Linked DNA regions of Mus musculus: regions 1 and 2 are each linked to region 3. A link is a loop called in an ENCODE intact Hi-C map of the cell type or tissue named here. Cell type or tissue: left cerebral cortex. All regions are shown on one strand.

The links. Hi-C counts contacts between places; a loop is a spot of excess contacts. Peaks named below come from ENCODE experiments on the same cell type or tissue, not always from the same donor. Only the 100,000 strongest peaks of a DNase experiment are listed, where the experiment ranks them.
Region 1: it touches region 3 in a loop (4-fold over the local background); 7 of 42 quality-filtered maps call a loop at or near these places.
Region 2: it touches region 3 in a loop (2.3-fold over the local background); 2 of 42 quality-filtered maps call a loop at or near these places.

What each region holds. Positions count from the first base shown.
Region 1 is chr5:43,376,312-43,384,311 of GRCm38, reverse strand. Gm43699 (a long non-coding RNA gene) reads right to left here. Exons shown (of 2, transcript XR_003955908.1): 2 at 3,718-5,322. Among named protein-coding and RNA genes, the nearest start is that of Gm43699, 26 kb to the right of the region's middle. In left cerebral cortex, no CTCF peak of the experiment used is centred here; DNase peaks (open chromatin) are centred at 4,422 and 4,694.
Region 2 is chr5:42,267,299-42,275,298 of GRCm38, reverse strand. No RefSeq gene overlaps it. Among named protein-coding and RNA genes, the nearest start is that of Gm16223, 200 kb to the right of the region's middle. In left cerebral cortex, no CTCF peak of the experiment used is centred here; DNase peaks (open chromatin) are centred at 3,096, 4,009, 4,426 and 4,788; H3K27ac peaks cover 3,958 bases.
Region 3 is chr5:42,408,829-42,416,828 of GRCm38, reverse strand. No RefSeq gene overlaps it. Among named protein-coding and RNA genes, the nearest start is that of Gm40295, 110 kb to the left of the region's middle. In left cerebral cortex, a CTCF peak has its summit at 4,351 (motif pointing left); DNase peaks (open chromatin) are centred at 4,338 and 6,651.

The sequences.
Region 1 (8,000 bases), 970 kb before region 3:
AGTTGGGTTGGCTTAGTTGAGGCTTGCCTTCAAGGGGACCTTGGCATGTTGATCTCTTCCTCCCTGTGTGGTTTCCTCTTGCCTGGGGTGAGTAGAACTCTCAGAGTTACAGTGTCTGCATGTATACATGACGTACCAACGTGACCTTGGACTTCAACCTCCAAAAGTCATGGGTCAAAATAAAGCTTTCTTCCTTGAAAGTTGATTCTCACCCAAATTTCATCACAGAAACAGAAATCTGACTGAGATGTTGGCAGGGGTGGGGAGGGGGTGAGGGCAGAACAAGAGGGACGAGTTCTAAGTGAGTGTTGGCCACACTTCCCTGTGAAAAGAATGGGGTGTGCAGAAGGCCACCCTCATTAGCTCAGTCTACACATAGTATAAGAATGGGGTTTATCGAGAAGGAATATTGCCGAGATATAACTTAAGGAAGTCCTAGGGTTAACTCATAATCCCCAAGCTTCCATGCGTGCTGGCTGAAAACAGAATACTCATGAAAGCACTTGGCACAAGATCAGCAGGTAGGAACTACAGGCCGCTCCACCTCTTCCCAAGCCTAATTCCTGTCAGCGCTGATGGAGTACATAGACTCCCTTTCCAATGCTTATTAAAAAATATTCAAAACATTACATTTTTCCTAAAAACATCACAGCAAAGATCCAGCGCACTTACTCTACAGAGTCTGCCATTCCCATCTCCCAATGTCTGTTTCCTTATCTGAAGCTCCGTCCACCTTTTACCTATTTAACCATCAATTCAGCTTGTTTGTAATTCATTCCAAAGTCAGTTGCTGACATCGGTAACTTTCTTTCCAGGCAAGTCTCTGTGCACACAGTTTTATTTTTAAATGATCCCCGTGAAGGACGTTGCAAAATAACCTTTTAAACGTGATACAAATGCTGGTATGCTGGTAGGTCTTTGTCCCTGACAAAATGTAGGTCAGTCTCTCTCTGTCTCTGTGTCTGTGTCTCTGTGTCAGTCTGTCTGTCTGTCTGTCTGTCTGTCTGTCTGTCTCTCTCTCTCTCTCTCTCTCACACACACACACACACACACACACTTTACTGAACTTGAAAGCACTATTTTTCAATGTTTATGTGACCTAACCCTGGGCTGCAGCTATGTGGGAGAGAAAAGTTTCTGTGCACAAAAACGCTTGAAAGACTCTCGTGTGAGGCTATGCCAGTGCCTGGAAAACACAGAAGTGGATGCTCACAGTCATCTATAGGATGGAACACAGGGCCCCCAATGGAGGAGCTAAAGAAAGCACCCAAGGAGCTGAAGGGGTCTGCAACCCTAGAGGTGGAACAACAATATGAACTAACAAGTACCCCCCCTCCCGGAACTCATGTCTCTAGCTGCATATGTATCAGAAGATGGCCTAGTTGGCCATCAATGGAAAGAGAGACCCATTGGTCTTGTAAACTTTATATTCCCCAGTACAAGGGGACGCCAGGGCCAAGAAGTGGGAGTGGAACCTCAACAACCTGAGTTACATCTAGGACTCACATGGTGGGAAGAGAGAACCGTTCTTCTGTCTTCCACATCACTACATACAAATAAATAAATGTAAAGCAAAAAAAAAAAAAAAAAAAAAAAGTGGGAGTGAGTGGGTAAGGGAGCAGGGTGGGGGAAGGATATAGAGAACTTTCGGGATAGCATTTGAAACGTAAATAAAGAAAATATCTAATAAAAAAAGAAAAAAAGAAAGACTCTCCATTAAGTAAAGTTTTGCAGCTTTTTGTAACTGAGGACTTTATTTATTTTTGTAGGGTATTATCCACATAAACAGAGGTAACACTTTTAACTTACTCTGCCCAAAAACCCAATTTTCCTATAAGAAGGTGTAGTAGAATGAATTTCTCACTGGGTAGGTATGTCTATCTCTAAGCCCCACCCTCTTTTTTCTCTTCCTTTTAGCTCACACACTGTATAACTACCAGTTCCAGCTTTGATTATTTGGGAAATGCCTCTGAGTTAAGAAAGAAAGAAAGACATCTCTTATTAATGATGATGTTATGAGTTTGGGAATGTAGAGGGCAGCTTTGACCCTCATGGAATCATCTTTCATATTACGGACAGAAGGACAGATCACACATTGTTTGATATCTCATATCTCCCGTGTGAAATTTCATTTAACCTTGAGGTTCGCCTGGGAGTACACTTGGTCATCCAAGCTTCGTCTTCTCTACCAGTTGTCAGGGGAAAGGAAACACAGGTGGAGGACTCTGGAAAGTGTCTGAGTTTATCATTAGAGAAGCAGAATAATAGGATCTGAAACGACCTTAATGATGTCACTGGCCTTGAGTCCCAGCCTCCAGCCAGGACTGTCATGGATTGTTGACCTGGCTCTCTAATTTCTCCCTTGAAGGACGTTGCTTTCAGTTCTCCCTTACAAATTTATCATGATGTTGCAAATACATCTGCTACCCTCAAAATACACCAAATATATGTCCTAAACACCAGTTTGTTTTTAGTCACTTAAGAAATACCTATATCATATAAAGTGAAAGAGAAAAGGGGTACAGCCAGTATTTATACCTATGCATGTTTTCTTATAGAGAGTCTGGAAGCCTTATGTGCCAAACCACAACAGGGGTTTAGCAAGTGTGGTCTGACTCTCTGGAAAGAGGCCACGTGGTGGCCAACCCGATGAATATAAAGCACAGGGGCACCACTCCTGGAGGGCTCCATCCAAAACACAGAGGAATGAGGGAAGCTTGCTTCAACATGTCTAGTAGCTCCTGTCGTGTCATCCCTTCTGGTCTACATCTATTTCCTTGCTCACTTTTTTTTTTTGATTTTGTGTCACCCATCTGTTCCTTAATATGTAGGTGTCTTAGGCTTTCATTACTGTGAAGGAAAAACATGATTAAAGCAACTCTTAGAAAGGAAAGCATTTAATTGGGGCTGGCTTACAGTTTCAGCGGTTCAGTCCATTATGCTCATGGAAGGAAGCATGGCAGCATGCAAGCAGAAATGATGCTGGAGAAGGAGCTGAGAGTTCTACATCTTGATCTGCTGGCAGCAAGGAGGAACTGTCTCCTGAAGACAGCCAAGAGGAGGATCCAATTCTTCACTGTGTAGAGCTTAGGCATAGGAGACCTCAAAGCCGACCCCCACAGTAACACACTTCCTCCAACAAGGTCACACCTGCTCAAACAAGGCCACACTTCCTAATAGTGTCATTCCCTATGAGTCCCCTTGCTCACTTTTTAAACCTGGCCAAACTCCACAGATTCTCTCACTTGTTTGAGGTTCTGAATGGACTTGCTTTGACCTGCAGCACCTCAGCTGCCCTGTAACGGCAGAGTGCATGATACTATACTAGAGGTGTAATGAAATAGTATAAGCGAGAATACCCTATCTATGCATTAGCACTCAACACAACAAATTCAGTCTCACCCGTAGACACTGGAAGAAACAAGGATAAAGCAGGAATTGAGATCATTTTAAACATGATGTTTGAAGAGATTAAGACCTGCCCATTAATGCATGCTATGGATTTATAAACAGCATGGATATTTCAAAACACAATGTTTCACTCTTCCTTTGTGAAAACCATGACTGTGCTCTTCCTAACGTACCTGTTTCAAACGATTCTCTTTGGAGCTTCATGGTGTAGGCTCTAGTAGCTCTAATTAAGTATGCCTGGCAGATGGATGTACATACTGGTCTTTCTCAAGTTCATTCATATGCACCCAGGTGATGGGTTGAGAATCAACATGCACACTTTATTTTTATTTTTTTTAAATCAGGAAATACAATCTCACACAGAGCAAAGAACCTGAACAGGTACAAGATGATTTGGTGTGGGCTGAGATGCAGATTCTAAATGAGAAACTGCATGCTCACCACTGTGCCAAGTGTCTTAAAAATGATAGCACTAGGGAAAGTTCTGAATACTTAAGGACATCGGCAGGTGAATGTCAATTCCATGCATCTTGATGGCAGCATGATACAGGCAGAATAAGCTTTTCTTATTCCATTTTCTTTTTCTGTTGTTTACACTGGTGGCACTTGGTGTAATTTCTTAACCATGTGTGTTTTGTACTCCATAAAATTGGAAAAGAGGGATTTCAATCATACGGGTTACTTTTGGCAAAAATATGCAAAGGGCATGCTAACTCAACTCCCTTCAGATGTGCTTAAGCGTAATATGGGTTGTTGGCGGCTGACCTTTAAAACCGTGAGCACATTCGGTCGAAGGCACGGCAGGGAGATGAACATGACTTAGGGAACAATGGGAAGCCTTTCTTCTGAATCAAGAAGGATCTACTTGAAACAGGTTTATCTTTAACACAAGCTAATAATTAGGCATTTTCTCCATCTTTTTCCTGCTTAGCTCCACTGTACAGTGGTGTCTCCTGCTGGATGAGAGCCATGGCATTTAAAAGAACCAGATTTGGCACTAACACACCGAGCTGCTGGTGGCTTTTTTTCTCTCTCTCTCTTCCAGCTGCAGTTATAAAAAGGCCACTTAAAACTTGAGATCTATGTGTGCACTACAAAAAATAGTAAGATACTCAAACAAACTTTAAAGAGATATATACAGAAAGAAGTGCTTTTCTTAGTTGTTTTTTTTTTTTAAGGTGGGAAGAGAATTCAGTAAGTCAGACTGTGAGAAGGGCCTAAAAACTGCTAGCTTCATTTCAGCTTTGACTTTGTAGAATTTTTTTTTCTAGGTGACCTGATTTCAAAGCGCTCCATTTCCCCAGTGTGGTTTCTCTGTCAAACCATCCAACATCAACCTTGATATTTCCATATACATTTCTATGGGAACAAAGGCTCTCTACAAATGTCCCCTGAGCAAGGCTCGAATGGAGCAAGACTGAAAGCTCATCAGATCATTTCCTCCCGTCTCAACTCTTTGAGGAATGAGATCATATCTTTTGAGTTGTTGTTCTTGACTGGGTCTAATCAGGTCACCCAGAACGACCTGGAATTTGCTATGTAGCCGGAATTGACCTCAAATTTGCAATCCTTCCGTTTCTCCTCTTAGAGTGCTGGGATTATGGGTGTGTTCCACAAGCCGACCTAATATCTTATCTTTTAGCACAATGCCTTGCATATCATAACCTTATCATTATTAAGGAATGCATTGGCTAAGGATGTGCTGAGAGCTTTAGCAAACAAATCTCTACCTATACCATCAACAAAGCATGGGAGGTGCTTCTGTCTTGCTGATGTTCCAAAACGAGAATCAGCTGGTGCCTGTCTTCCATGCACTGATTTCCAAACCCAAGCTCTGTTCATCGGGTGCTTTCTGAATCTTGGCTGATGACTTCTGGGTTCACCTCCAGACAACTGGTTCGGAGAAAGAGCCTGGAAGATAAAGTGTAGCATTAGCATCTTACTTCACAGTCCACTGGTTAGAATTCAGTCATGTGGTGAACTCCACCCGCCAAGGGGCTGGGAAGGCAACTTAAGCTACAAGCCCAGAGAGAAAGGTAGTCAGGCTTAGTTCTGTCTGTAGAACTTATGATCCATCTAAGGTGGTTTGACACGTGTCTAGCCTGTATTGCTAAGGAAATGGTGGAGAATATCATTGTACGATGATACGGAAACCTGCTTTTTCATCTGAAAAATGAAAAGTTGGACTAAATGAACCTTTATGTTTCTGTTTCTTTCACTGCTGGAGAGAGACACTCAGTTATGCTCACTGGACTGTCCTGATGAGACCATAGAGAACTAGTGCATTTTAGGGAACACACACACACACACACACACATACACACACACACACACACACACACACACACACACACAGAGAGAGAGAGAGAGAGAGAGAGAGAGAGAGAGAGAGAGAGAGATCACTGATCATTTACTTAGAAAACCCAGCTTTCCAAAACATTTCATTCCCCACACATGGAATGATTAATACAGTAGTGAACCACATATTTTGCACTGCACCAGTACTTGCACCACACCTGTGCTTTACCCCACCCCCGTGTGTGTCTGTGTGTCCATGTGAGTCTCTGTGTTATGTAGTATGCCTGTGTATACCACTGTGTGTGTGTATATATACATATATGTGTGTGTATTTGTGTGTGTGGCTCTATTGTATGTATGTCTGTGTGTCTTTCTCTTTTGAGATAGAAAGGGAGGGCAAGAAGGAGGGGTAGGGGAGAGAGAAATGAGAGAAAGAAATGGGTGGATGGAGAGAGAGAGGGAGAGAGAGAGAGCAGTACACATAGTTTGGAGTTGATGGCTTCCAAAGTCCTTATAACTGTAATGTTTCAGAGATCTAAATATCAGTCTGCATAAAAATGCACAAGAAAAACTGCACCTATGGTCAGGGCCATTACTTAATCTCTTCTTTAGTAATGAAACAATCTGTAAATCAAAATAAGAAGACTGTGTTAGGTAAAACCCCAAATAGGTACAGTTTCTGTGGCAAAATTTAGATCCAAATTTTAACTATATTCTGGGAAAAAATAAACTGAGATAAATATGCCTATGCTGCCATCCAATAATGTAGAAAAATGCTTGTAATTAGTGGGAAGAAAATCTAATCGTGCTTCAGCCAGTGAAAGACTTGGTTTCTTTCTCATAGTAACAACAAGGACAAGAGTGAGAATCATATTTATTGAAGGCTCAGTGTGAATTCTTAATATGTAGCCTTTAACTAAATAGAAAAGCTTTGCAGGGAACCTTTTTTTTTCTCATATTTTAAAGACAGAAAAGCTAAAACTTACGGCCCCTCACTTGGGTAAAAGAAGGCCTAAGATGGAATATGGCATCTCTGTCTCTAGAGCCATCTCTAGAGCAAGGATGCTGTTCCCCGAGAAGCCTTTGCCTTAGGGTTGAGGGCAACATTCAAGGCTTGCCTCTCCTTCAAAATGTACCTCCTCTGGGGATCCTGTGGGGAGCCATCTTTCTAACGTCTAATCACCTGAGCAGCCTGTGCCACTGGCACTGTGGGTTTTACTGAGGACATAGTTTAGTGATAAATGTTCTGCAAAGATTGACAGAGATCTTGCTCCAGCTAATTGCTATAATAAATAACCCCAAAGCTCAGTGGCATAAGCTTCACATTGTGGTCCACTGTAAGCCAGTGGCAGCCAGGGAAGAGTATTGAAAATTGAGGGATCTTCTCTGGACGTCCTCTAGTGGGTCCTCTAAAACTAGTCAAACAATAAAGGAAAAGTCAGTAGATAAGGCCCATCCATGTTTAAACATCTGCTAGAAAGTTGGAAATCCATGGGTCTGTCAGAATAATGGGTGCCGTGTAAGAACAAGCATCCGGATTTGGATCCCAAGCAACTACATCAAACCTAAGGATGGCGGCATGAATGTGTCACTGCAGTCCTGGAGGGGTGAGAGACAGATTCTCAGAGATCTCTAACCGGCTTGGAGAGTCAACTGTGAGTGTTAGGCTTAGTGAAGGCCCATGTCTCAAAATACACAGAGAAAAGGATAGAGAGAAATGAAGGAGAACACTCTATCCTCAAGGTACATGCATACACCACACACAAAAATAAAATAAAATAAAATAAAATAAAATAGTAAAAGAGTGGGCGACATGTGAACCAACACTTCCTCTTACTTCCTATGGGTAAAAATTTGGTCATGTGTCCTACCCCAAAGAAGGGAGCACTGATAAGCAGAATGCCCATTATTTCCTAAAACTCACTTCTTATCTATTATCTATTAAATGGAAATGACAGAGGCAGGAAGAATTTAATAGTTTCTTACACGCGTTCGCGACCGGCCAGGAAGAACACAGCAAACCAGAATCTTCTGCGGCAAAACTTTATTGCTTACATCTTTAGGAGCAAGAGTGCAAGAGCGAGAAAAAGAACAAGAACAAGAAAGCAAGAAAGAGAAAAAGAAAGCAAGAGAAAGAGCAAGAGAGAGAAAAAGCAAGAACAAGAGAGAGAAAAAGCAAGAACAAGAGAGAGAAAAAGAATGGCAAAACCCCGTCCCTTTTAAGGAGAATTATCCTCCGCCTAGGACGTATTACTTCCTGATTGGCTGCAGCCCATCGCCCCAGTTGTCAT
Region 2 (8,000 bases), 140 kb after region 3:
TAGCAGTGGGCAGACCTCTGACCACACCACATCAACAATGACATCTTCTTTTGAGACGTAAGATGATTTAATTTTTGTCCAACCAAAATATTCTAAAGGAAATTAATCCCTGGCCAAAGTTAAACAATTCAACATTTTGATAAGCTATAGACCCTCTGTCACACAACCCTTTGGGGGACAGCTGCAGTTGAATAGAGTCATCCATTCTTGTGCTTGAACCAACCATCTAGCGAGATTAGCAGATAGGTCAAGGGTGAGAAGAAAATGCAGTGGGACATGACAGTTGTGTCTTTACTCTAAAGGTACTGCTCTTCTTTCTGAGTGAGGATGCAGCTCTTGGAGTCAGCAAATCACACTATGGTCAGTTTTATTAAAAGAAGAAGTCATAGGCCCACTAGTTGCACTGGTTCCTGGCTCTATTGATGAACAGTGCAACTCACCATTACCCAAGGAGCAAGAACAGCAATGACCTTTGCAGCTCCTGCTCCACCTCCCTTCAAAGCACACAAACTATTCAGCTTTTCTTCTCCCATCTTTCCACCACCGACTTGTCTACTTCTGCCATGCCCTCCTGGGAAGAGTCAGACTAGCAGAGTTTTTACAGTACAGACATAGTACTTGTTTAACTTGACAAATAGAGCCAAGCTTTGGAGGTGTACAAACAATTGTTAATACTTGAGACCTTTTTTCCACACTCACTGCTGCAAAAGTTGCCCAGAATGATGGCATTGCCTCACACCCACCATGGAAAATGCACACATTTCAAAGCTGGCCCAGACAGTGATCAGTCTCCCCTCATGTGGGAGAAATTCCCTCCCACAGGAAAAAGACTGACTCTTGTGAACTAGCATCATACTGACTAAGCAGATAAAGGAGCAGAGAGCATCACCAAGATGTTAAGAAGGGTGAGTTCTTTACTGTTTGTCCCCAGATACACAGTTCTACATAGGAACTCCTCTGGCTCATTTTCCCATAAGCTAAAGGAAAGGTTTAATAGACATAGGCCCATATATATCTCTAGAATATGCAATCATTAAGAATATGGTACCTCTTAGAGCCCACTTTTCCATTATCTCCCTGGCCAGATCTGTTATGAAACTGATTCCACAAAGGTGTGCCAAGTGGTCCTAAATGATATTCAAATGGAATATCTTAAAGCCTAGATTGAAAGTCAGAAAATTCTTAACTTCTAACTGAAGCCCTAAAACTACTGTAGCCAACTATTTTTCAAACTCTCTTTATTGCTGAGAATCTCATTGATGTATTCAAAGAAACGTGGTCATGTAAACTGACAATTTTATATCCATCATATACAAATCAGTTCTATACCCCTATGTTCATCAGCTTTTCTTAAATTACTATTATAAAATATCTCATATAAGCATCTTAAGAAGGACAAAGAGTTAATTTGGTTTCTAGACTTAAAGGTTTTAGCCCATGACTCGTTGGCCCTGTTGCTTTTAGATCTGTGGTAAGAAAGTACATCATTATCTGGAGCCCACTACAAGGCACTACTCATACTATGATGGCCAGGAGTGAAAGTCAGAGGAAAATTATGAACCAGGGACCCATTACTCTTCAAAGCTTGGCCACAGAGGTCTAACTTTCTCCCACTAGATTCTGTCTAAGAAAGATTCCACTACCTCTCGATAGTGACAAGGTAGAGACATTATCCTCTGTCATATGGCACTTTGGGAATCATTTCCAAACCAAACAATACACATTCCCCAACACAAAGACACACAGCTTCATCAGACAGGTTGTGAATCTCTGAGTATGCATTGTGGACATCATATACTAACTGGAACCATAGTAGGTCAGAGAGAAAGCTTTATTAAATATTTGTTGAATAATACACAGTTTGATAAATGCTACATCAAATACATCTTTGCACTTTCACCTTTAACTTAAAAATTGCTAATATCAATCTTTACTCTGAAGCAAGTTATCTTTGTGCTCCTTTCCTCTTCCTATCTGGTTCTCAATTTCTTTATAGAAGAGAAAAGGGGAGCATATGTGATAGGCTGTGAACCTTCTTTTAGCTTTTTTTCTCATATTCTGGGGTGCAAGTGCGTAGCTATCGAGTGGTCAAGTACTAAGAGGGATAGGATGGCAGGCATGTTTAGAGATCCCACAGGATGTCATCATCCTGGATCATAATTGCTTTTTGGACAATATTCCTTTTTTCCCAGTATCCTAGAACCTAGATGACAATTATCTAACTAGTCTTATGAATCTTATGGCAATTAAAAGAAGTAAAATAAAAATCCGAAGAATGAGAGAAGGGGCAGGAAAGTAAGGGAGTCAGAGAACAGGAAGAAAGTCAGCACGAAAGAGACAATAAGAGCCATAGAGTCATCAAATGACAAAGATGGAGACATAGACTGCCTAAGCCTGAGAAGAAGGGGGAAAAAAGAAACACATAGAATCTGAGAGAGAAAAATAAAAGCAGAGAAACAGAATCAGGCAGGGAGAGATGAGGCAGAGGCAGACATACAGAACTAGAACTAGAAATACAAAAAGAAAAGAAGAAAAGAAAAGAGAAGAGAGGAGAGGAGAGGAGAAGAGAAGAGAAGAGAAGAGAAGAGAAGAGAAGAGAAGAGAAGAGAAGAGAAGAGAAGAGAAGAGAAGAGAAGAGAAGAGACGAGACGAGACGAGAAGAGAAGAGAAGAGAAGAGAAGAGAAAAGTCAGCCAATCAGAGGTGAAGTCCATAAGACAGAGATAGAGACAAAGAAACTAGAGAAGAGCTCACAGTTGCCCAAGAGGCATAGCCATGGAGATTTCCATGGAGAAGAAAGATAACATTTTTATGTCTCTCTCAAATGATTGCCATTTACCAGATGATTTTCCCCTAGGATATTCTGAATAAGCTAGAGACCTTGGCTCTCTCCTGTCTTTTATCCTCCCTCCCAAAGCTCTGCTTATACACAAAAGACAAAGTTATTTGAGTCCTAGGTGCTGTTAAATGCTCTCTTGCCTTCATTTACAATGTGCTAGAACACTAGGTTCCTCTAGAGATTTCACGTAGGAGAGAGTCAGTAAAGCCAAGAATAGCAGAAACGGGATTGCCAGCCACACTCCAGGAGCCATAGCAGAGCCAAGAGTGGGAGCACATTGACACTTCAAATTCATGAGTTTGCATCTTCAGTTTAATAGGTTCAACAGCGCCAACAGCAAAAAAACCCACCGTGGTCTGGATGCAACCACATCCCCAGGCAGAGCTCCTAAGAAAGCACTTGCTCAAAATAGGAGACCCAAGCCTGGTGATGATTTCTTCTTCTGCAAGTGTTTGCTGAGTGATGGCTTCCCAAAAGTGGGATTTTTTTCTCATCTTGGCTTTTGTGGGCTTCAAAAATTCTCAGTGCTTAATTAAGAACAAATGGTCCCTGTGTTCAATTGACCCAGGTTTTAATTCAGCATCTGTCCAGAAACACCAGACTTTAGTTTATCGTTATTTTTATTTTTAAGTCTTCTGTGTATTGTACATGCAAGTTGGCAATGTGCATGGGTGCACTGTAAATGGTTGTTTACATGCTTGCAGATGAATGTAAAGGCTAGAGGTGACATCAGAAATCCTCCTCCATTGCTCTTCCATGTCATTCTTTTGATACCAGGTCTCTCACTCGAACCCAGAGCTCATCAATATGGCTTGTCATCCTAGCCAGCTTTCTTCTAAGACTGGAATTACAGACATGCCACCAAACCCATAGGTCATTCGTGAGACTCCTCGGGTCTTCTTTATTGTACGATGAGTGCTTTAATCAGTGAGCCATCTCTCAAGCTCTTATTTGAATTTTAGCCCCATGATCCATCATTTCAGCACCCAGGAATCTGCTTTCTTGTTTACAGTGGCTTACATACCTGTACATCCATGAACGTGACAGATAGGCTGTCAACGTTGGCACTAACCCACCTGCGAGGAAGAAAAAGCTTTCTAAATTTTGAGAAAATTCCAAGGAAGAAGAAGCATTTCTTTGTTTCCTCTGAGTAGTTCCCTTGGTATACTCTGAGAATAAAAACATCTTCAAAATGCAGGCTACGTTTAAGTCCAAATTTTCAAGCCTTTGCTGTTAATCCGTTTTTAATTGACATGGAGTGCATTCCCAATTATTAGTGGAAAGTGTAATTTTGGAGTTTAATTAAATGCTCAAATCACATTTCTTCCATTAAAATTGTTTTAGGTTTTTGTTGTTGTTTTTCTAATGAGCTGTTTGCTGATAACTACAGTACGGATGGAAGGAGCAAGAGAGGCTGGAAAACAGCTCCAGATACTGCAAGAAAAATAACTCCACTATTGATAAAAAGAATAACCCCGTGTACAGCAGGGGGTGGTAAGAAAGCCTAAATTTATTGCTGCTGTGTTGAATGTGCAAATGTCACCTCCTTAAAGAGGGAAAATTAGTTTCTAAGCCTGGTTTAGCAGCCAGCTCTGGCAGTCTGCATAATATTGGATTTTTCAAGGCTTCTATGATGCCCTGGGGTGGGATGTTTTGCATGCAAATTGCACATTATATAATGCTAAAGATGTTATATAAGGAAAAAATGAAGTCTATGGCTCATCCTTTTTTCTTTTTTTGTATTATACTTTTTAAGCTTCCTGGTCTTTTAATTTTGGCTAGCATTTACTGAGCACCTACTGTGTCTTAGGTGTTCATGTGGCATTTAAAACTCATGATAATCATTTTAAAGAGTATAACTATTCAATTTGTGCACATAAAGAGACTGAGGTTCCCAGGGGTTAACTGACTCAGCTGTTCCTTGGAAAGGGGTATTGCCCATTGATCCACACCAGAGCTTCGCCAACTGGGGCATGCATCTGTATTCCCCAGAGGACTTGTTAACATACAGATTGCTGGGTCCTAGCCCAGACTTTATGATTCAATTAACTGTGAGTTCTTAGTAAGTTCCTATGTAGCTTTAGCACTGATAGTCAGGAGGTCCCACTGGGAAAATCTCTGATCATGGCATACTTTTGCTCCAAATATGAGATATCAGGGATAAAGGAGATTTTAAGATATCATTTGATATATGTCTTCCTTATTAGAGTACAGGATGGAGAAAATGTCAGTCTAGAGACAGCAAGGTGGCAAGTATCAGGGTATTCTCATCATTAGATTAACATTCAACAGATGAGTTACTTAAAGTATGAACTTAAATCATGAGCTGATTGTCTCTTCAGCTTCTTGCCCTGTGAAGACAATATCAGCATTAGTACAGTCTCTTCTTGACATGAGAATCACAATCTTCACTCATGTTGAGATTGAGAGAAGTAGGAGAGGAGGGCAAGGACGGGAGGTCTCAGTATAGGCTTGGGCTTCAGCTTTACCAAGGCCTCAGCCATCCCAGAAGAATCACAGGTTGTTTGCACAGTCAAATGGAAATACAGTGAGACTCAGGAAGACATCTCATCACTCCATTTTGAATTTGTATGTTCTTCCTGTGCATGCTGCAAAATAAAATTTTCCTGATTTAATAAGGGTTATTCCTTTTATAGTTTCTAATTTGATTTTTTTATTTAAAAAGGGGGGTGGTTAAGGGCCTGGGGACATAGCTCAGTTGGCAGAATGCCTAGTACACAGAAAACTCTGGATTTGATCTGCAGTGCTACATAAAACCAGGCATGATGGGACATGCCTGAAATTCTACATCAAGAAGGCAGATCAGAAGTCTACGGTCATTGTGCTTAATGAGTTTGAGGCCAGGCTGTGACATATTAGGCTATATCAAAACATTAAGATTTATATGCTTCAATATAAGTATTTAAAAGAAGGTGCAAGTTTTGTAAGTTCTTCAGGTCTTCTGAGATATTCTAATGAAAGAGAGCTTCCAAAGAGAGGTCTGGACTTCTCTCTCAACAATAGAGAAGATGCAACCACGGTACCAACGTTGTGCAGAAACTATGCATCACAATGATATTTATCATGCATAATGAGAAGTACAAAAAATTCCTGCATATGTCTACAAGCCTGCAGCTCTTGGGACTGAAGTTGATGCAGAGAAACAGGAAGAGCAAGGGTTGGGTTCAACTTGTGCCCTCTTTAGGAAATCAGGGTAACACATATCTGCTGAGCAGTTACCAAGGCACCCATCTTTTAAGTGCTCCATTCGGCACTGGGGAACTTCACTAAAAAACATGTGAGAACAAGCCATGTCCTGTGTGGAGCCTCCATGGTACTGGTTATGGGCACCCTACGCCCCTAGGCACAGCTTGCAAAGCCATAAAACTCAATACCTGAAGCCAGGATTCTTTTCTCATAACCATTGTTTGATGTCACTGGTTCTAATGACAAGCAAATTTCGGGGAATTTTTTTCTTAAAGATTGATTTTATTTTTAATTATTTGTATATATGTGTACCTGGATATGGGAATACATGCATAAGTACAAGTCCTTGCAAAGGCATTGGATCCCAGGACCTGAAACTACAGGTGACCATGAGCCACATACTGTGGATGCTGGAAACAAAACTCAGGTTCTCTGCAATGACAGTGCATGTTCCTACCTGCTGAGCCAAATGTTTGGGTTTTGTGGAAAGGAAGACTTTATAAAACTGTTATCAAAGAAATATAAAAATTGTCATTAAGATTTGTGCCCTGTTGTTTGGATAAGATTATAAGAGAAAAGGACAGATGAATCCCTATCACAAAAATATACTTTTATCTTCTTGTCTTATATTTTAAATGAAAATTTTATTTTTATTATATTGGTTACATAATGTCACTATCACCCAAATGTATAATATATTTTGAGAATATTCTACCCCACATTCCACTGGTTTTTTTTTAACCTCTCATTGGTCTTCTCTGTTCTCCTAGATAGTTTATTACATTTCATGTCATCTGTACCTGTGTCTCTGTCTCTGTCTCTGTCTCTGTCTTTCTCTGTCTCTGTCTCTCTCTGTCTCTCTCTCTCTCTGACTATCTATCTATCTATCTATCTATCTATCTATCTATCTATCATCTATCTATCTATATGTTGGTCTCTGTCTCTCTCTCTCTCCCTCCCCTCTCCCTCTTCTCTCTTTCCCTCCTGCTTGCAGCAAGCTAAGCCCACCTGATGCTTATTCTGCCCCTTCTCAACACTAACAAGCAGGCTTGCATGCATATGCAGGATTCCTCTGAGCTTCTTCTCTTTATTACACACACACACACATACACACACACACACACACACACACACACACACACATACACACACACACAGACACACATTGAGAAAGAGAAAGAGAGAGGGGAGATATACATTTATTCATAAATAAGAGAAAACATGGGATATTTGTCATTTTTAGACTCTTGGTTTGCTTAGTATGCTTATCCAAATACCTCTATTTTCCTGGAAATGACAGAACCTCATCCTTCCCTCTACTTTTAATAATATTTCAGCACCCACCCTAATGTTTCTGTTGAATTTGAATCACACCCTTATCAGTCCAACGATGTCCAAAAGTGCTTGATCTAGAAACAACAGCAAATCCAGAAAACACAAGAAGAAAAGAACTATGGCCGGGCTCTGCCCCAAGCCTATTATCACATCCATGTTTTACATGGCCACATCCTGTGTACATAGAAGATAAACAGAAGACAGGAGTGGCAGAATGTCTAAATCAACCTGAGGCATGTCTCCTGCAATTACAGTGAACTTAGCATGCTGAACTCACTGGATGAACTTCAACAATGTCTTGAATGTTCCTCAGATACCTTTTGCCTTTTTTTCTGTTTTTGTTGCTGTTGTTGCTTTTGTTTTGTTTTGCCTCAGGATATGTTCTAAAATGTTCTATTCTGTTTCAAAACTATTGTACAACGAAGTTGCTTTAATCTTCCTGGTATCTTTTTGTCTTCCTGTTCCTGTACTGGTCTCTCATTCTCTATTTTTCAGTCATCATCAATCATCATCATTTTTTTACAGTCCAGTTGTTATGCCCCCCCCCTCAGTCAGCCTTCTGATGACAGTTCTTCATCCCATTCCTCCACCCTACCCACGTCTCCAAGATAATGTCTGCC
Region 3 (8,000 bases):
ACATATAGATATATAGATATACAGCCATATAAATAAATTTACATATGAATGTGCATGTAGATCAAGCCTTCTCTTAGTTATGGTTTTATTGCTGTGAAAAGATGCTGTGACCTCAGTAACTCTTATAAAGTGTTTAACTGGGATTGGATTAGAGTTCAGAGATTTAGTGTCCATTGTCAGGAAAGTGTGGCAGCACACTGGAAGTCACAGTGCTGAAGAGGAGCTGAACATTCTGCATATGGCTCCACAGGCATCAGGGAGAGAGAATGACCCAGGGCCTGCCTTGAGCTTCTGAAATCTCAGACCCCACACTCTGTAATACACTTCCTCCAATAAGGCCACACCTACTCCATCAAGGCCACACCTCTAATAGTGCCACTCCTTAAGAGTCTATTGGGCCATTTTATTCAAACCACCACAAGTCTACACTGACAAGTATCTATGTAAGTCCTGGGAATGACATCAGCCTTCTGATGTTTTGCTGTCTGCAGCACCTCAGACACTGAGCAGGAGGTAACAAGGGTAGTTTTGTTATTGAGGTAGTAATTAATAGTCATTGCAATTTACTGAGTAGTCACAGATATCTGCAGCAAGGGACAGCATTTATTATGGATGGCATAGTTCTCATCAGAAAAAGACCTCTGAGATAGATATTATCATTGGCACATTTTTTTTTAATGGGGAAAAAAGACAATTGATGTTTCACAGTTCTTTATCAAGGTAACTCTGGTGGTTTATGTAGAGTCAGTATTAAAACAACCTGATAAGCTACATAATTTGTATGTATCTAATGAAGTGATACTTCAGTTTTCTACCACTGAATCAAAACTGAAAGCTTTACTTATTTTACCTTATTTTTATCAGAATAGTTGTAATACTATACTTAAAAGATATTAACCATCATGGCATTAGCTGAACTCTTTTTTTGAGACTGGATCTCATGTATTCCAGGTTAGCCTTGACCCGAAGACAACCTTGAACTTATAATCCTTGCCCTTTACTTCTTTAATCACTGAGATTACAGGTTTGTATGACAATGTTGATTCTTTACATATTGGAGTAAGATCTTAAATTACTTAGATTTCCTATTATAAAAGGTGTATAAAATATTAGCTAGAATGTAATAGTCTATAATTATTATCAATGGTTAACTAAGTGGCAGTTTGTAGTCTACATTTCCAATGGTCTTTAAATTTTTAAAAATCAGTCATTTATTCATTCTAATCAGAACTTTCTCAGAGCATTGAAGTAAAAAGTAACTTTACTGGAATAGAAATTGCCAATCCAAGCAAGACCTCATGACTCAACAGTAGCATGTCTGACTCCAGAAATTGCCAAGCCATATACTGCTAAGTTGATAATGAATACCTCCCAGGTTCATTGACAAACATTTGCTAGGGATTTGCCAATGTGCCATGCCTGGTGCAAGCCTGGAAAAAAGTAAAAGACAACAATGAACAGAAGAGTTCCCCCATCCCACACAGAACCCCTGGGGACAGCCACTTAGAGACCACAGGAGGATCCAGGAAGACAGTTTGAAGAGCCTTTACAAAATGTGCTCTGACTACTTGGGGACTCTCAAGCCAATACAAGAGGATCAGGAATCAGGTTATTCCTGATTAACACCGGGTATCTGGGAGAAGGTAGGAACTTTGCTCAGTTGATCAGCGGAGCACAGTAATCTGAATTTTCTTCCCCCAAATCCCTCTGTCAAGTGCAATACAAGGGGGTGGCGACGGGGGGTGGGGTGGGGTGGGGAACATAGCAATATATCACTTTCACATCATCCCATCCAAAAGAAAAATGCATGTTAAAACCCTATGGTTTCACACACAGATGCAGGGCTAAGGAAATCCATTCTCAACTTGGCAGCCATTCTTGATGACTTTTTACTTTGTCTGGCTTTCTACTTCCCATTTCTTCGTGAAAAGCAGTATAAAAGCCAGGAAATGTAATAACCCCCTGCCTGCTACTCAAACACCCTTACTCGGGGCAAGAACTCGAGCTAAATGTATGTTAGTGCCTGGAACACTGTAGACTTAGAGAGTGTGCTAAATAATGGACCTTGAGGGTAGGTGAATTTAAAAGAAAAAATTTCTTCTCCCTTAGGAATGGAAACTTACAGAGATAAATAAAGAATATGGGTAGGATTTTCACTTGCAGTTTTTACACTAAAATATGCCCAGAAGCTCATATTTTTTTTCAAGCCATCCCGAAGAGGTACTCTTGCCCTAAAATTACAAGATTCTGTGCAATCTTATATTGATACAGTTTCTTATGCTTCACAGAATGCCTTAACCTCAAAGACATTCTTCCATAAAAATAATAAAATGTGTTGAGGATTCTAATTTTTAATAAATCATAAGGGATCTAACTCTTTTCAAGTACATAGTAACCCACAAACAGGTACTATATTATCTCAATGTTATTAACAAAAACGGAGGCACACATTTTCAAAACATGTAGTGAGAAAGAGATAGAAACAAACACCTCAAACAGTCTTTCCCATAAGCCTTGTTCTCTGAACAAGGTCGAGGCCATTGGCATCTCAAGATCTCCAAGGTGATAACATCTGCATTCAGGGATTCTTCCTGCCTCCTCTGGCTTTCTGTCGATTTTGTTGCTTAATTCTTTACTACCCATAGGAATTTTGCAGAAACAGAAACAATACACAATGGTTATTTTCCTGTGCCAGTTTGAGTACACACAAATCACCTGGGTATTTGATTAAATATCTGTGGTACTATTTCAGAAGAAGATCAACATTTGAATACACAGATTAAAATAGACTGCCATCCTTACTGCTGGAGGACATCACTGAATTGCAGCATTGAATGGAATAGAAGGTAGAGAAAGAAAATTTCCTGCCCTATGTCGGATTGTCTTTGTACGGATGCAGTCAGTTCTCTTCTATCTTTGGATTCAACACGGCCACATCAATAGCTCTTCTGAGTTAGCCTACATAAGTGCACATTAATGCCTTTTAATAATTTCTTCATGTACACAGACGCACATACGCACACACATTAGTAGTTTTGTTTCTTAAACAAAACAAAACTAATAAGCAGCCCAATTAACCTACCCTTATTTCCAAATAGGGAAGCATGCCTTAGTTAACGTTTCTATTTTCCCAGCTAAATTAGCTGTCAGGTATCACTGGATCAGTAGAGAAAACAAAAGTTAATGGTTTGATGAAAATTTCTATCTCTTCTTTTTTATTTTAGTGGTAGACAGTGTTAATCCGGAGCACTGAATCCTTAAGATCCAATGGGGAGGGGGGCGTAGAATAAACTAGATCACTAAAGTAAAAGCAGTTCAACTGGAGCCAAGCCCATTATCCAGCAGACCTCATCTTCCACACTACCTCTTCTGTCCCTCCATTGTGGTTTCTTCCTTTGTCTTGAGACTCACCTCTTACCCATTACAACTAGTAGCTACAGTAGAAGTAAGTAGTTTCGCAGCTTTTAGATTGTTTCGTCTTATTTTGATTTATGAACCATGAAAATCAGTATGTATAATGTGACCTCTGTGTCCTGGCACCTGTGTAGTTCGCATGCTGTGGGGGAGCTCTTTGGGAAATGATTATGCCAACTCCCACCTAGCTCCCTTCTTCCATTCACTGGTTAGCTTCCAAGACCATGACTTATTAGCTAAGATCACGTTGCTTCTTCCTCCTTCAGAGCCCATGACTTTATCCTCTGAGAAACATCGATGGAAAGGTTACTGATTTTCACTTGATTGCGTGGGTAATCAGAAGCAGGGATGATATGATGGAAAGGTCATTGAGACTGAAATCGGAGAACTAAATCTGAATGTGCTTCATTACCTCTAGTCCTTAGACTCAGTCATCCCATCAATGTAAATGACAATAAAATGAGACTTGTGCCTGTTTTAAGGTTTCATTAAGGTAATGTGCGTGGAAATATGTGCTAACTGTTATGAGCTATAAAATGTCAAATATGCTTTTATTAGTTTTCAGCTTCATTCCATGCTGACATTTTATAAACACCCCCTAGAAGTGATTTAGAGGGACTCAAACTATTGTGCAATTCTTGCGCAGCTCCCTCTAGATTCAACATCATGTCTTGTACTGGACCCAAGCTGAATGGATTTAGAAGGAGCTGGTGGCATTTGGCACTACAGAGATGATATGTAAGCCCCAAGAGATTTAGAATATTACAAATCATGTCTTATTATTTATTAAGGTTAATTTGCCATTTGGAAAAGCAAGCTGGGTATTAAGTGTCTCTAAACAAAAATCTTCAATCTCTATACATCTGTAAAGAAAATTGCCTCCTGCTGGCTGCTTCCTCCCTACTTGACCTAGATCTGTTTTGAGGAGTGCCCTCTAGAGGTCTCTTAAGGTTATTATAGGCACTTTTCTAGGAAACCCGTAGGACTTAAGTAGTAAATAATTCCAGCAGTAGAATGCTGAATCTCAGCTTAAAAAAAGGAAAACCCACTTTCATTAGCATTATGAAATGTTAATTAATTTATATGAGTACCATCTATATTTTCAGTACAAAATTGGATGCAAAACCTGAAGTGCTGTTCTACTATAATCTGCTTCATTTATTACCAACCTGCAGCTAATTTTATTACTTGTTTGAGTAAAAATTTTACTTCCCCCTCTAACAATTTGGAAAAAATATTTTCACAAATATTGAATTTTGTGGAAGAATGATATGTGTCAAACATTTCTTCATATTTTCAGTTAATTTCTTTTTTGCTTCTTTTTTCTTTTTTCTTTTTGTAATGATGCTTATCACAGCAACAGAAAACAAACCAGGGCAACTTCCTTATCCAGGATGGTATCTAAGATATCATCTGATCTGACTCTTCTTTCACAGTTCAGAAACTGTTTACAGTTAAGAAACTAGCAAGGCCCTTTTAGTACTCCATAAACTACAGTATACTAACTTAAATATACCTTTCATCAGGCAAGATTTTTCCTAGCAGGAATTATTTTTCAGTTCCTTTCCATGCCTTTGTACATTGCTTAGATATCTTATCAGACAGTCCTAACTACCATCTGTGCTCTTATCTTGTACTCATGAATATATTTTAAAAATACACGAAATAATTGAACTTCATTTTATTCTTTTTGAGGTCAAACACATTTCTACATGTTAGTTAGACAATGAATATTTGGTAATTTCTTTAAAGTAATTCTAAGTTCTTAGTGATTTTCTCCATATTAACTGTCTGGAAAGATAAAACAGCTTCAGCAATTGTCATATACATGGGATGGATTCCAAATGATGGTCACAGACTTCCTTTCTGCCTGACGACCTTGGAGCTATCAAATAATTATAGCTATATTGAGATAATGTATCCTAGAACTAGAAATGATAGATAGACTTTATTATCTTGTCCGGTTTTGTTGGAAGTTTTAAATGTCACTGGTTTGAGGAAGAGAAGGACAGGAAAATAAAACTAACCAGATAATGGAAGCAACTGGTGAGATAGTGCAGGCCAGTGAAGAGGCCTGGCCTTTGTGAGCGCTTTGTCAACTGAGTAGTCAGGTCGTTTCTGATTTGTCTTCCACTCTTGCTTGGTTCCTAGGGTGGTTGTTCTTCTTCTTCTTCTTCTTCTTCTTCTTCTTCTTCTTCTTCTTCTTCTTCTTCTTCTTCTTCTTCTTCTTCTTCTTCTTCTTCTTCTTCTTCCTCCTCCTCCTCCTCTTCTTCTTTTCTTTTCTTTTCTTTTCTTTTCTTTTCTTTTCTCTTCCTTTTTCTTTTCTCTTCCTCCTCTCCTCTCCTCTCCTCTCCTCTCCTCTCCTCTCCTCTTCTTTTCTTTTCTTTTCTTTTCTTTCCTTCCCCTTTATTTCTTTCTTTGTAGCTGTAAGGGAGGAATTCTCACTTCCCACATGTCTTAGTTGTCAATAAGTATAGCTTACCCTAGTCAATAACTGTTTAGAGTGTTGCCTCTCTTCTCATTCTGTTCCCTATGTTGACCAGTCAGTATGATCTGCTTTTCTAATCTTTTTTTATCTACCTTGTCTTAGTGCAGCACTCAGAAGAGAGTGTGATGTAAAGAATGAACATAACTCAGTACATCATGTGGGTGCTCAAAGATTTCCAAGAGTTGTCAGTCAGAATGCTCTGGAGAGAGTAGCTTCACTAGTGTCCATAGGAGCAATGGTCAGATGTCTTCGAAGTTCAATAAATCATAGGGCTTTGCCACAGATAATCATTATATCCTCACTGTCAGATCTTTTGTCCTGGGAATATGGGCCCTTATGGTGTGAAGTTTCCATTTCAATCAGTCCCACTTCAATAAATATTTTTGGTAGCAATAATACAAAAACATTTTAGATAAATCCAATCAACTTCATTCTTAGAAGAGCATGATGATAAAACTGAATAGTAGTCATGGACTAATGGTGACTGGGCCTGAATATCATAGATTCTCTGAAGAACTAGCTCCATTTTGACCCAAAATGTGTATCATGGAAAGTAGTTGTATTCATTTCACTTATTTCTGTCATTTTGTGGGAAGGAGTTCAACTCAAAGAGTCCAAGAGATCCAACAGTCTAGAATTTGTTCACAGAGTCACAGATTGCTAGACATCTTTGCAACTCTTCTTCTTGGCCATTGCACTGTGTATTTGTTTCAGTCAGGTCTTGGAAATGTTCTAATTCAGGATGGGCAGATGCTAAATGACTGAAACAAATGCAAAAAATGTGGCATCTAAGGCAGACACAAAAATATAAGGTATGATTCATGCCTACCAGCTCCATGAATTGTTTCTTAAAGTAGGCTTTAATTTCTACTGCACTGACAGACAATTCATTGCCATGGGACTTCATTGGCTATAGGGTAATAAGCAATGAAAATTAAGTAGTGTCTCAACTTAACCTCCTGTTCAATATACAACTCCAGCTTCCTCCTGAATACCTGTGCTTCCTCCAGTAAATCAGCCATGTTGAACTATGTGTTCTTCATTGTGAATCCACATCTCTATCACAGCTGGTAAAAGTTTAATTGAAGGTTTAAAAATTTGCACCAGTCACTCCTCTGGTTCTTTAAACTCTTTAATCTGAAAAGGTAGACAAGGGTTTCTTTGAACTTTTCCCTGGACTTAGTCATCCACATATATTAAATAAGCAAAATTGTGCTACAAGTCTTTTTTCATGGACCAAAGCATTTTAGGAAATTCAATGTTAATCACTTTCTCCATTAATATCTGCAATAAACTAATACTTAGAAAAATCAGAGCTAAAAGTCTTATAATGTTTGGGAGAATAAAAACAGTGTTTATGGCATATTCCTGTGACTCATAAATCACATTTTGTTTCATTGTATTTCCACCAATTACAAGTGAGCTCATCTTGTTCAGAACAACTGTTCTGACTTCTCATGGGGAATGTAAGTTCAGTTAGTTTAGCTCAGCAGAAAGTACACAGGCCTGGAGCATCTTCAAAGGTAAACACATTTCCCACCAGGGACTGTACCAATAGGTTGTCCGGATGAACAAGAAAGAAAGAATTAGCATTTATTTTGATGCTATGACAAACTGCCTGAGATATGGTAGTTTAGTCTATAAGGAACGGAGATTTGTTTATTTTCATAGTTCAGAAGGTTGAGAAATTTAAAGTCAAAATGTCAGTACCTGGTTTTTAAGAACCTTGCTTCTGCAGCCTCGAGTAGCAGAAGGTAGAGGGACCGAGAGATGAGCAGGGTCTTCTCAAAAGTCAGAAATCTGAATCAAAACTCACCTCTGTGAGGCCTATATGTGATAGTAGCATCATCTTACAAGGACCCCACTGCTGCAATATCTAACTACCCATCAAGTCCTACCAACCACACCTCACCTCTTACCAAATTGGATGCTGTTTAAAACATTGGAATGGCCTGGGTTGCTGGTACATAATATGAAACTCAAAGGCTTGCTACTTCATGATTTATGGAAGGAACTTCAAGTTCCCAGATGAAACAATACTTCAGATTGTTTTTTCTCTGGGGGAATCCTCTTGGTTTCAATGGCTTCTCTTCTTTGT